Regions from separate parts of the Homo sapiens genome. Here region 2 is linked to region 1. The links are chromatin loops, found by intact Hi-C in ENCODE. Cell type or tissue: heart left ventricle. All regions are shown on one strand. Each heading gives the region's core, and the rest is flanking DNA. Links, peaks and the distances in the headings are about the cores only. Region 1 overlaps CORO2B (coronin 2B). Region 2 overlaps ANP32A (acidic nuclear phosphoprotein 32 family member A).

Region 1 (5,369 bases), core at 125-5,124:
GGTAGGTCACAAGCCAGGAAGTAGAGGAGCAGGGATTTTACCTGGCCTGCTCGCTGCAAAGCCCATGCTCTGCCAAGCTTCCTCATCACAGACAGCCAATGCTGTCTCCCAGTGGCTCATGTCTTACCCAGGGACCCAGCTAGGATAACAGATGAGCAGTGCCTGTCTTGATGTAGGGGGGACAAATTAGACCAGGGCTCCTGGAATCACTGGCCACCCAGGTTCCTCCTCAGGTCTCAATTTCTCCTGCCTGGCTCATGGTGAGAAGGATCTGACCAGTCCTAGCTCGGCGTCTTATTTAACCTGATATGTGCCTCATGCTCCAGGACCCCAGCTTGTAAACAAGACATCCATGGTTTGTGTCCAAGAAAAACATAAGGCTGCATCCCCGGCCACATGAGCCAAGAGACTCTGTTCAGTTTTGCACACACTGACTGACAGACCACGGTATGCCTTGCACCACCCTGGCTGCTGGGGTCCAAAGAGGGATCTGGTAGACCTGGGCTGGAATCTCAGCTTCACCATTTACCATCTGGGTGGCCAATGGAGTGTTACTTGGCCTCTCTGAGCCTCGGTTTTGCTCGTCTCTGAAACAGTAAGATACCTCCCTTTGGCTGTTGTGATGAGGATGAAGGTTAGCCTATGCCCAGTAGTATGCCTGTCCCTTCATCTATGCCTGCTCATCTCACTCTTGCTCTGGAAACACCCCTAGTAGAGGCGCAGAGGGGCAGGGCCCACCCCACCCACCAAAACGTGGTGCAGAATGAGGTCATTGCATCCACCAAGGTCAAGCAAAGGGCTATGCACACAGAGAAGAGAGAGAGAGATTAGTTTTGACCAAGGTGCAGAGAGGAGAAGAGGTAGTTAGCTGGACTTTGGAGAAGCAGGACATTGACAGACAGAAAAAGGGTTAGAGAAGGAGTCCCAGGAAGAGACCCAGTATATCCGGTGTGCTTGGCCTGGAGAGAATGCATATACAGTGCGCTTAGAAAAGGGAGAGTCATCTGGTGTGACTGGAGCCCTGGGGTGGTGGTCAGTGAGAGGAGCGGGCAGGAAGGGCAGCTGCGAAGGGCAGTTGGACCCAAGGAGAGAAGGCTTAGGGTTCAGGGTGAGCAGCCCAACTTTGCAGCGAGACTTGTGCTTCTCAAGCCATCTGAGCATCAGTGGACCCCACCGAGTGTGGTGCATGGGAGACACTACACGCTCCAGGGAACCAAGGGGACCTGTGTGGATGGAGGGGGTCACAGACAGATTTATGGAGGACATGGGGCCTGAACTAGCTGGATACAGGTAGATCAGTGGAGAGAAGGGAAGAGCGGAGGGGTGTGGCTGGAGGAGTGAAGGGAAGGGACACGGGCTTGGGGCACAGGAAGGGAGGGGCTGGCCTGGGCTGCTGATCCAGAGACAAGGAGATTAAGTCTGGATCAGAGAGGAACTAAGCTCTCGCTCCAGCTGCCAGGCCAGCTGCCCCAGAAGTACAGCCCTGAACCGCATCTTACCCGGGTGTCCACCCCTCCCCGCCTTGGAGCTAGGGATCTTGGCAGTGGAACCAACAGGTTCCTGAGGCTGGATCCCAACCTCTCCTGGAGGACGTGCTCTGGGACCCTAAGGGAGGTGCCTTGCCCAAGGTCACACAGGGAGCCTTTGTCCTAGGAAGGTCCCCTGACTCCCAGTCTGCACTCTCAGCCCCTCACCAGTGGCCCTGGTTCTACAAGGGAGGAAACTGAGGCTCAGGGCCATGGTGGGCTGGGCTGACAGTTCAGATTCATCACGCTCAACATTTACATCACAGCGTCTGCTCTCCTCAGGGTCCAACCTGGGTGCTGGGGGAAAGCACAGGAGAGGCATCCCCCGCTGCAGCCTGGGAGGGGGTGGGGCGTAAAGGAAATGGAGTTTGCAGCTTCCAGGGGGTGGACAGGAGGTCAGCACTGCTGCCAGGGCCCTTCCCACGGCCTCCCTGCCTCCTTCAAAGCACCTGAGGCATCGGCCACCGAGGCCCTCCCTCCACCCATTCCAGCTGGAATGGTCAACTTGCTGCTCACCAGACACGACATCCAGACCCAGGCTTGGGAGGTCAGTCGGCAAAGCTGCTGTGTGTGCCAGGCACTGTGCTACATACAGGGCTGGGGACGGCGCCAGGCCACAGGGGCCCAGAGGGAAGCTCTTCACAGCAGGTCTGGACCAGTTCCCCTGGTAGTGCCTGCCTGTTTCACCCCCAGCCCTCCACTTCCCTCTACTTGTCTCAAAACATTCAGAGGACACTGGTGGGATTTCACGAGCCCTGATTTCCCCAGCTCCTTCCCCATATCCCCCAGCCCTGCAACCTCCAGTGAAATCAATCCCCGTCCCCCAGGATCCGTTTCCCCTCCCTGAGCAGGAGGAGGTCCTCTGGAGTCTATCCTCCATCCCGCCAGGGATCCAGCAGAACATACCCAGGCCCTTCCCCAGGGGCTTTGGGCCCGAGGGAGGGCTGGGGGCCATAACTCTCCCTGGCATCTGGCAGAATCCAGTTCTTTCCGCTGCTGGGTGATGTCACCTATTGTTGAAGGCTATGCTTTTTATAGCTTCTGCCGCAGCTAGGGAGGGCGGCTGGCAGGCGGCAGGGAAGGGCGCTATCGGTTTCCAAGCCTCGTGCTCCCAGCCCTTCTCCTGGGGCCAGCAGCCGCGGAGAGAGAGAGAGGTTTCTGTCATCTTAAGGAGAGGGAGAGAGCGATCCCAGGAGAGAGGGAGGAGGGAGAAGAGGCAGGCGCCTCTTGCTGGTGGGCCGAGCTCCACATCTTTCCTTTGCCTTTTATTCAAGCTCTTCCATCCTGTGTCTGCTCTCCTCACCCTGTAGATGATGCCCCTCCCTGAGGAGCTGGGGGCGGGATGGACAGGATGTCAGCCCTGCTGGAAGCCACCCACCACCCTGCCTCCTGCACACCCCCACCTCCCGAGCTCCGGAACCAATACCTCTTGGAGCTGGAAGGGAGTGATGCACTTTTGTAGAAGGAAGGTAGCCCTGAGGGGCCAGTGCGCCGAGTGGGTCTTCACTAATGATTTAGCAGCCACAGAGAAAGCAGCAGTATGGCTCCCTGGCTAAGCAGCCAGGCTCAGGAGTCCCTTAGGCCTAGGTTCAAATCCTGGCTCTGCCACTTCCAGGCTCTGCGATCTAGGACTAGTTTCTTTTTTTTCTTTTTTTTCTTTTTTTTGAGAGACGGAGGCTCGCTCTGTCGCCCAGTCTGGAGTGCAGTGGCGCGATCTCCGCTCACTGCAAGCTTCACCTCCCGGGTTCAGGCCATTCTCCTGCCTCAGCCTCCTGAGAAGCTGGGACTACAGGCGCCTGCAACCACGCCCGGCTAATTTTTTTTTTTTTTTTTTTTTTTTTGAGACGGAGTTTCGCTCTGTCGCCCAGGCTGGAGTGCAGTGGCGCGATCTCGACTCACTGCAAGCTCCGCCTCCCGGGTTCACGCCATTCTCCTGCCTCAGCCTCCCGTGTAGCTGGGACTACAGGTGCGCGCCACCATGCCCGGCTAATTTTTGTATTTTTAGTAGAGACGGGGTTTCATCGTGTTAGCCAGGACGATCTCAATCTCCTGACCTCGTGATCTGCCCGCCTCGGCCTCCCGAAGTGCTGGGATTACAGGCGTGAGCCACTGCACCCGGCCTAGGACTAGTTTCTTTACCTCTGAGTACCAGTTGCCCTATTGTAAAATAGGAATCATCTCGGGCTCTGAGAACTAGATGAATATAAAAGTGTTTTGTGTCCCCTAAGAACTCCATAGACATTAACTGTTACTTTCTTTTCCTTAAGTGAGGGCCCAAGAGTTTAAATAACTTGCCCAGGCCGGGCACGGTAGCTCACGCCTGTAATCCCAACACTTTGGGAGGCTGAGGTGGGTGGATCACCTGAGGTCAGCAGCTTGAGACCAGCCTGGCCAACATGATAAGCGGAAGGACAGATCATGTCCTCCTCAGGGGGTTGGGTCCAGCCCAGGGAAGAAGGAAAAATCAGGTACGGGCACGGGCAGGAGTGTGGAAGAGAGGAGGAGGGTAGTCTGCCTGATTCCAATTCTGAGTTTGAATCCCAGCTCCTCCTTTCCTAGCTGTGACACCTGGGCAAGTTTTCTCACCTCTGTGGGCCTCATTTCCTTATCTGTGCAAGGACAGTCTTTAGTAGTCATAATAATAATAGGTAGCACTTATTCTTTCATGCATCCAGCGCCACAACGACCACTTCATGCATCCTCTAGCAACCCCCTCCCAGGACTCACAGCAGTAGATGCTCAACAATGCTTCCTTCTGGGTCCTCAGTTCGCCCCTCCTACCTCCCTGGGTTTGGTGGGATTCGTTTCCCATATTGGCAAACAGTGAGTCCAGTGCTCAGAAGATGTCAGAATCAAGGTAGATGTTGAGATTCTACCTCTTGTTTAGATGAATGATGATAAACTCAATTTTTAGAATGAACAGAATGATTGACAAGAAACGGGGAGGAGAGAGCTCCAGGAGCCTCCTGGCCCCTAAGCAAACACCTTCAGCTTTTCTCTTCACTGCAGGAGACATCACAGTTACTGTGCTCTTGGACCCAGGCACCATCTCTGTGGATTGGTTAGATGGAAATCTTGGAGCCAATGATTGTGTACTGTATACAGCTAAATTGGAGGCTTCTCAAGGGCAGAAACCATATCTTTTTCTTTTTCTTTTTCTTTTTTTTTTTTTTTTTTTTTTTGAGACAGAGTCTCACTTTGGCACCCAGGCTGGAGTGCTGTGACACAATCTTGGCTCACTGCAACCTCTGCTTCCTGAGTTCAAGCGATTCTCATGCCTCAGCCTCCCAAGTAGCTGGGACTACAGGCCCATGCCACCACTCCCAGCTAATTTTTGTATTTTTAGTAGAGACGGGGTTTCACCATGTTGGCCAGGCTGGTCTCGAACTCCTGGACTCAAGTGATCCACCCGCCTCGCATCCCAAAGTGCTGGGATTACAGGAGTGAGCCATTGTGCCCAGCCCAGAAACCATATCTTTCTTTTTTTCTTTTTTTTTTTTTTTTTTTGAGACGGAGTCTTGCTCTGTCACCAGGCTGTCATGCAGTGGCGCGATCTCAGCTCACTGCAACCTCCGACTCCCTGGTTCAAATGATTCTCCTGCCTCAGCTTCCCGAGTAGCTGGGATTACAGGCACGCGCTACCACGCCCAGTTAATTTTTGTATTTTTAGTAAAGACAGGGTTTCACCATGTTGGCCAGGCTGGTCTTGATCTCCTGACCTCAAGTGAACTGCCCGCCTGGGCCTCCCAAAGTGCTGGGATTACAGGTGTGAGCCACCTCGCCCAGCCCAGAAACCATATCTTATACTGTCCTGTTCTTCCCCACGCTACCCCAAAACAGATT
Region 2 (5,369 bases), core at 145-5,144, 94 kb after region 1:
TTACCCTACCTAGTGGAACTGAAATTACTCTGCTTGTATCAGAAGCTTTTCCAACACCCCAAAGAGAAACCTACACAGGACCCAATGCTTCATTCCTCAAGTGAACACCTAAAAGGAGCCCTCATATTCATAAGAGAGGTCAGTGAGGAGGCAATGAAGGTTCCCAAGATGTCAGATTGCTGGGGGTCCTGTACTTCCTGAAAAACTTGTCCCCAAAGCAAAGACCTGTCAGTCATTTTTCACCAATGGGACCTGAAAATTCCATGATAAACACAAATACGTTATTACTCTAAGGAACAATTTGTTGTTTAAAACTGAAATCTTGTCTTTACAGATCTCTCAAATTTGGCCTTTCCCCTCTGTTCCCAACGTTGCAGCACTGGTCACTGTCACCTCGAGTCACTTCAAGCCTGCTTTTGCCTCCACACCAGGTCTCTATGACTGTGAGGATGGAAGTGGTCAAGAGGCAGCCTGGATTACTGGGAACAGGCCTCGACCTAGAGGGCTCGACCCAACTGGCTCCATGATCTCAGCTCTCTCCCCCAGGCCTCAGGCTTCTGCCTCTGTAGAAAGGGGATGATGAGATCTGTTTAACCTATAAAGAGTAAACTCCAGCCTGGAAAACATTCCTGGCTTCTCACTGCCTTGGGAAAAATTCAAGTTCCTACACATGACCTCCAAGGTTCTCCATTCTTGGAGCTCCCTCCTCTTTATCCAACCTCAGCACCCCCAATCTCTCACTCTTACCCTACAAATCCAGTTCCCCTTCCCAGGAAGCCTTCTCCAACCCAGCTCTGTGCATCCTGGGGCACCAAGGGCAGCTGCTGCATGAATCATTTACTCGTGTATTAAGCATCCGATCCTCCTAGAGGTCAGGGACTGTCCTCCGTAATCAGCCTACCAGGGAGCGGAGACCAGAGCAACTGCTTAACAAATGTCCTGTTTATTGCGCCAGGTATAACATTAGGTGCTGGGAATATAGAGGTGAGTCAAACTGTCATGAAACGTATTCAACAGTATGACGAATAAATGTTGAATGAACCCTATCTTTTATAAACACCAGTGGTTTTTTGGAGTCTTTCTTGTGCCCAAGACAAGCATAAGCCCCTGAGAGGCAGGTCAGCTGTGCACACTCCCCCTGACCTGAATGACCCAGTGCTCTGCATGCAGGTCTCCAGCCCTCTCCACATGGGGCACACCTGCGACACTGTTGGCTGAGGAGACACGGAAGAAACAGTAAGCCAAGGTCGGGGTCCTTGCCAGCAAGAGGTGTGGTGGCCGGCTGGGAGGAGACAGCCACCAGTAAACAACTCCAGTCCAGTGTGCCAGGTAGCAGGACTGGGGCCGGGCCAGGGTGCATTCTTCAAATGCCTCTACCAGATAGAACAGGCATGCTAAAGGCAGATGAGGGGGACCCAGAAGGACCAACGGAGGAGATACACTATATCAAAAGCCAGGACTGGCTTAGAGGGCCCAGCATAAAATGAAAAACACGGAGCCCCTTGCTTAAAAATTAAGAATTCCAAGACAGTGACAGCAGCGCATTAAACCAAGTGCGTGCTGCACGGGTCACATGCCTGTGAAGCTGGCCCTGATTAAAGTGGACAGTTTGGGCCTGAAACAGAGCCCTTTGAAGGACAGGACCAGAGAGAAGGAAGCTTAGAGTAAGAACTGCTCCTTCTTTTTCTAGTACTTCCTGAGGCAACAAGGAAAGGTGGACAGAAGGCAGGCTCTCGAGTCCGAGAGAACTGGCTCAAGTTCAATTTTTCTTCTTTTTAGCCCAGCTTACCTTTCTGAGCTTCCGTTTCCTTTAGTGACTATAATGTCCATCACCTAGGGTTGGATTAAATAAGAATGTACTTGGAGCATCCCCAGCTTGGAAAAAGCCACTTGCCTTCCCCTTTTTCCATGGCTATCTTTACTGTTGCGTACAGTCAAGGCACAAGAATGGAAACGAAGGGCAGGTTAGCAGATTTGAGTCAACTAAGCTGTCTGTACGGCTTCCTTATAGTAAATACGAGGCCTCTTAACCTGTTGGGGAACCAGGAATGGTGTGCTTAAAACCGACCCCTTTGGATTTTTACATCCACACCTTGTTTTGTTTTTCACACTAACCCTGACCACCCTTGATTTTCTTTTCCTTCACGGAGCAAGAATTCAATACATATTTGTAGCTTTGGTTTCAACCTTGTCAGTCCCTGACTAATTTGGTTTTCAGGTTCCAGTCTTTGCACACAAGAGAAGACTCATATCAAATTGACCCTGTGTTTTTTGGTGCTCGTGGGTTTTAAATAGGTCAGCTTTTAAATGGGCCATCCCCTGTTGCAGATCCCATTTCAGCTAGAAGGCCAAACTGTCTGAGACACCAAGGTTTTAGACTGGGGTGATAGATGCTTGTGATTTTGTTGTTTTAACCATAAAATCGATGGTTTTGCTGAACAGCCAGTGTGGCAAAACCTGCAGAAATCAGTCAGGTTCCATGTTGGGGAAAAGTGAAAGCTCTGACAGAAAAGTTAGACATTTTGAAAGCTAGAAGGGCCTTAGGGATCTCCTAGGCCAGTGGCTTTCTACATTTTACACCGTGGCTCAGTACACACGTTTTTGTGTGTGTATAGGCATACACAACTGAAAACAAAACTTAACACTTGCAATTACTTTCTTATGTTACTTAGAACAAAATATGTGTAACGTGACCTACAGTCTGCAAAACTCTGGTGTAGGTCAGTTCTCTTTTTTCAGAGGAAGAAGCAAGGTCCAAAGTTGGGGCCAGAGTCACTGTGAGCTGGGCGATTCGTTTCCCTGCAGCACACACCACCACCAGGCATCAGAACTCACATCCCCAGTGGAAGACCATGGAATTAACAGATCACTCGTGTAGCTTTCAAGTTTCTGCTAACAGGAGGCTATTCTGCAGCCTCAACAGTAGTAGACCCAGATCTCCACACCTCTAGAAGATCTTTTAAAACCTTAACTAGGGGCAGAGTCCCCTATTACTTTAAAACAAACAAAAAATCTCCCCAAGAAAAAAGCATCCACGTCTCTGATTTTTTTTGTTGTTTGTTTCCTACAATAGAGCTCTGAAGGCAGGCGGGGAGCACATGGCCCGGGGAAGTCGGTGACGCCATCCTTATTATTTTAGGGAGCCAAGGAACACAAGCTGAGGCGCGCTGCAGCGGTAATTAAGCTGTCTGCCAGGGCCCCGGCTCATAGGCTAAGCCGCCGGCGCGGGGAGGGCCCGCATTAACATAAACCCTGTGACTTGCTCCTGCACCGCCTGGAACCGGCTTCCTCTGTCTCCTCCCGCGGGTGTGAGAGGGACTTGGGTTTCTGCTTCACCAAAGCAGAGGAGCTGGTTCCACCGCAGATGTTCCTCCAGCCAGAAACACAGACTCAGGGCAGTACTCCGCAGGCTGGGGTGGCTGCAGGACCTGAGTTTTGGGCTTGCCAAATGGGCCTGTTTAGCTGGTGAATCCTAGCTGGGCCCCTCCCTGATATTGTTCCTTTGCTTCCTCCCCCTTAAACCTCCTTCCTACCTTCCAGCTGGTATAGACTCCACATCAAGGACCTGTCAGTTCTACCTCCCGCAGGAAGCCTTCCCTGACTGCCCAGCCTCTAGCCCAGGCCTGTCTGGTTTAAGAGCGTGTATAGCTCTTAAAAGTGTTCACAGAGGAGCAGGAACTGTTTTGGGGTCTGAAGAAGGGAAGGAGGGGTTTTGGGTCTAGCTTTGCTGGGGGATGGGAGCTGCAGTGTGGAAAAGGGGAGATGAAGGTTTTAGAACTGGCAGGGTACACGACCCAGTGAAAATCTTACAGACTCAACTCTTTTTATTTTGAGACAGTTTCGTTCTTGTCACCTAAGCTGGCGTGCAGTGGCGTGATCTCGGCTCACTGCAACCTCTGCCACCCAGATTCAAGCGATTCTCTTGCCTCAGCTTCTCAAGTAGCTGGAATTACAGGCGCCCACCACCACGTCTGGCTGATTTTGTATTTTCAGGAGAGACAGGGTTTCACCATGTTGGTCAGGCTGGTCTTCAACTCCTGACCTCATGTGATCCACCTGCCTCCGCCTCCCAAAGTGCTGGGATTACAGGCGCCCACCATCACACCTGGCTAATTTTGTATGTTCAGTAGAGACGGGGTTTCACCATGTTGGCCAGGCTGGTCTTGAACTCCTGACCTCATGTGATCCACCTGTCTCCACCTCCCAAAGTGTTGGGATTACAGGCATGAGCCACCACACCCAGCCGCAGACTCGACTCTTTCTACATGGTTGTTCCCCTCCTACCTTCAGTGGATGCTGGAAGACTGAAGAGGTAGGTGCTGGAGGACTGAAGAGGTAGGCACTGGAAGCAGAGTCCCAGCAGGTGGTGTGTGAACAGTAACCAGGGAAGAGAAGGAAAAGGGGCCAAGATGCACCAAGGTGTAGTGCACAGAATGCTTGTCAGGCACTCTGATGACCTGGGCTTTGGTCCGCCTTGCCGCTAACTTGCTGTGTGACCTTCGGGAAGTCACTACCACTCTCTGGGCTTCTCCTAGTCCTCTAGTCCATACACTGGACAATAGAGCCTGAGTGCAGAAATAAGGTCCCTCTAGTTTCAAAATTCTCTCGGTACATACACTTTGAGCCTGAGTGCCCACCCCACATTCAAACTCAGTCACTGTTCCGGAAAGAACGTGGCCAATTTCATGGGTCAAGGGGCCCAGGATTCATCACTGAGGGATGCCAGGAAGGAAATCTGGGACATGGGGCAGTTACCCTGGGTAATAAGTGAAATGGGAAACTCAATCATCTAATCTCTTAAAACATATCAGCACCCCCAAAATAAGTACAACTATATCAATTTGTAAAATTAATTACAACAAGTTTTTAAAAACCACACATCAGGATATAAAAACACCCCCCAGAGGCCCCGGGTGCTGGGTTCTGAATGTGGGAGTCCAGCATTGTCCCATCTGATGTCTATCCTCTCACAGGTCATTGAGTGGCCTCCAAGATGCCTGGGGTGGGAGGAGAGGAGAGACCAGGATCACCCATCACTACTCAGATCCATGAGCTGACAATTCAGTGATTCAAAACACAAACCACAGCCGTTCTTGGTGATCTTATTACAGAACCACAGCACTGCACCCATGCAACAGAAAAGCCACAGAGAATGAAGACCAAGGCCTAGAGAGCAAAGAGGGTAAATCCTGCTCAATCTTCCTAAAACGCTGCTTTGATCACATCACATCATGTCTCATTACTCCCCTGTCCAAAAGCTTTTAATGGCCACAGGGATCAAGTGCAAATCCAGAGTACGATTCCCAGACCCCCACCCATCAGTGCTCCCTGGCAAAACCCCTGTGCTTCCTCCCATCTCAGCCCTCTGC

What was found. A loop is a pair of places that touch in the nucleus more often than their neighbours do. Peaks named below come from ENCODE experiments on the same cell type or tissue, not always from the same donor. Only the 100,000 strongest peaks of a DNase experiment are listed, where the experiment ranks them.
Region 2: a loop joins it to region 1, with 1.8 times the contacts of the local background. A loop is called at or near these places in 2 of 110 quality-filtered maps.

What each region holds. Positions count from the first base shown.
Region 1 is chr15:68,698,137-68,703,505 of GRCh38, forward strand. The region is part of intron 3 of CORO2B (coronin 2B); the gene reads left to right. Among named protein-coding and RNA genes, the nearest start is that of MIR4312, 100 kb to the right of the region's middle. RefSeq lists an enhancer at 2,493-2,680. In heart left ventricle, for the core only: no CTCF peak of the experiment used is centred there; a DNase peak (open chromatin) is centred at 2,595; H3K4me3 peaks cover 847 bases; H3K27ac peaks cover 2,003 bases.
Region 2 is chr15:68,792,270-68,797,638 of GRCh38, forward strand. All of the region lies in intron 1 of ANP32A (acidic nuclear phosphoprotein 32 family member A), which reads right to left. Among named protein-coding and RNA genes, the nearest start is that of MIR4312, 7.0 kb to the right of the region's middle. RefSeq lists enhancers at 1-160, 2,316-2,525, 2,876-3,125, 2,951-3,523. In heart left ventricle, for the core only: no CTCF peak of the experiment used is centred there; DNase peaks (open chromatin) are centred at 1,257 and 3,222; H3K4me3 peaks cover 1,325 bases; H3K27ac peaks cover 3,959 bases.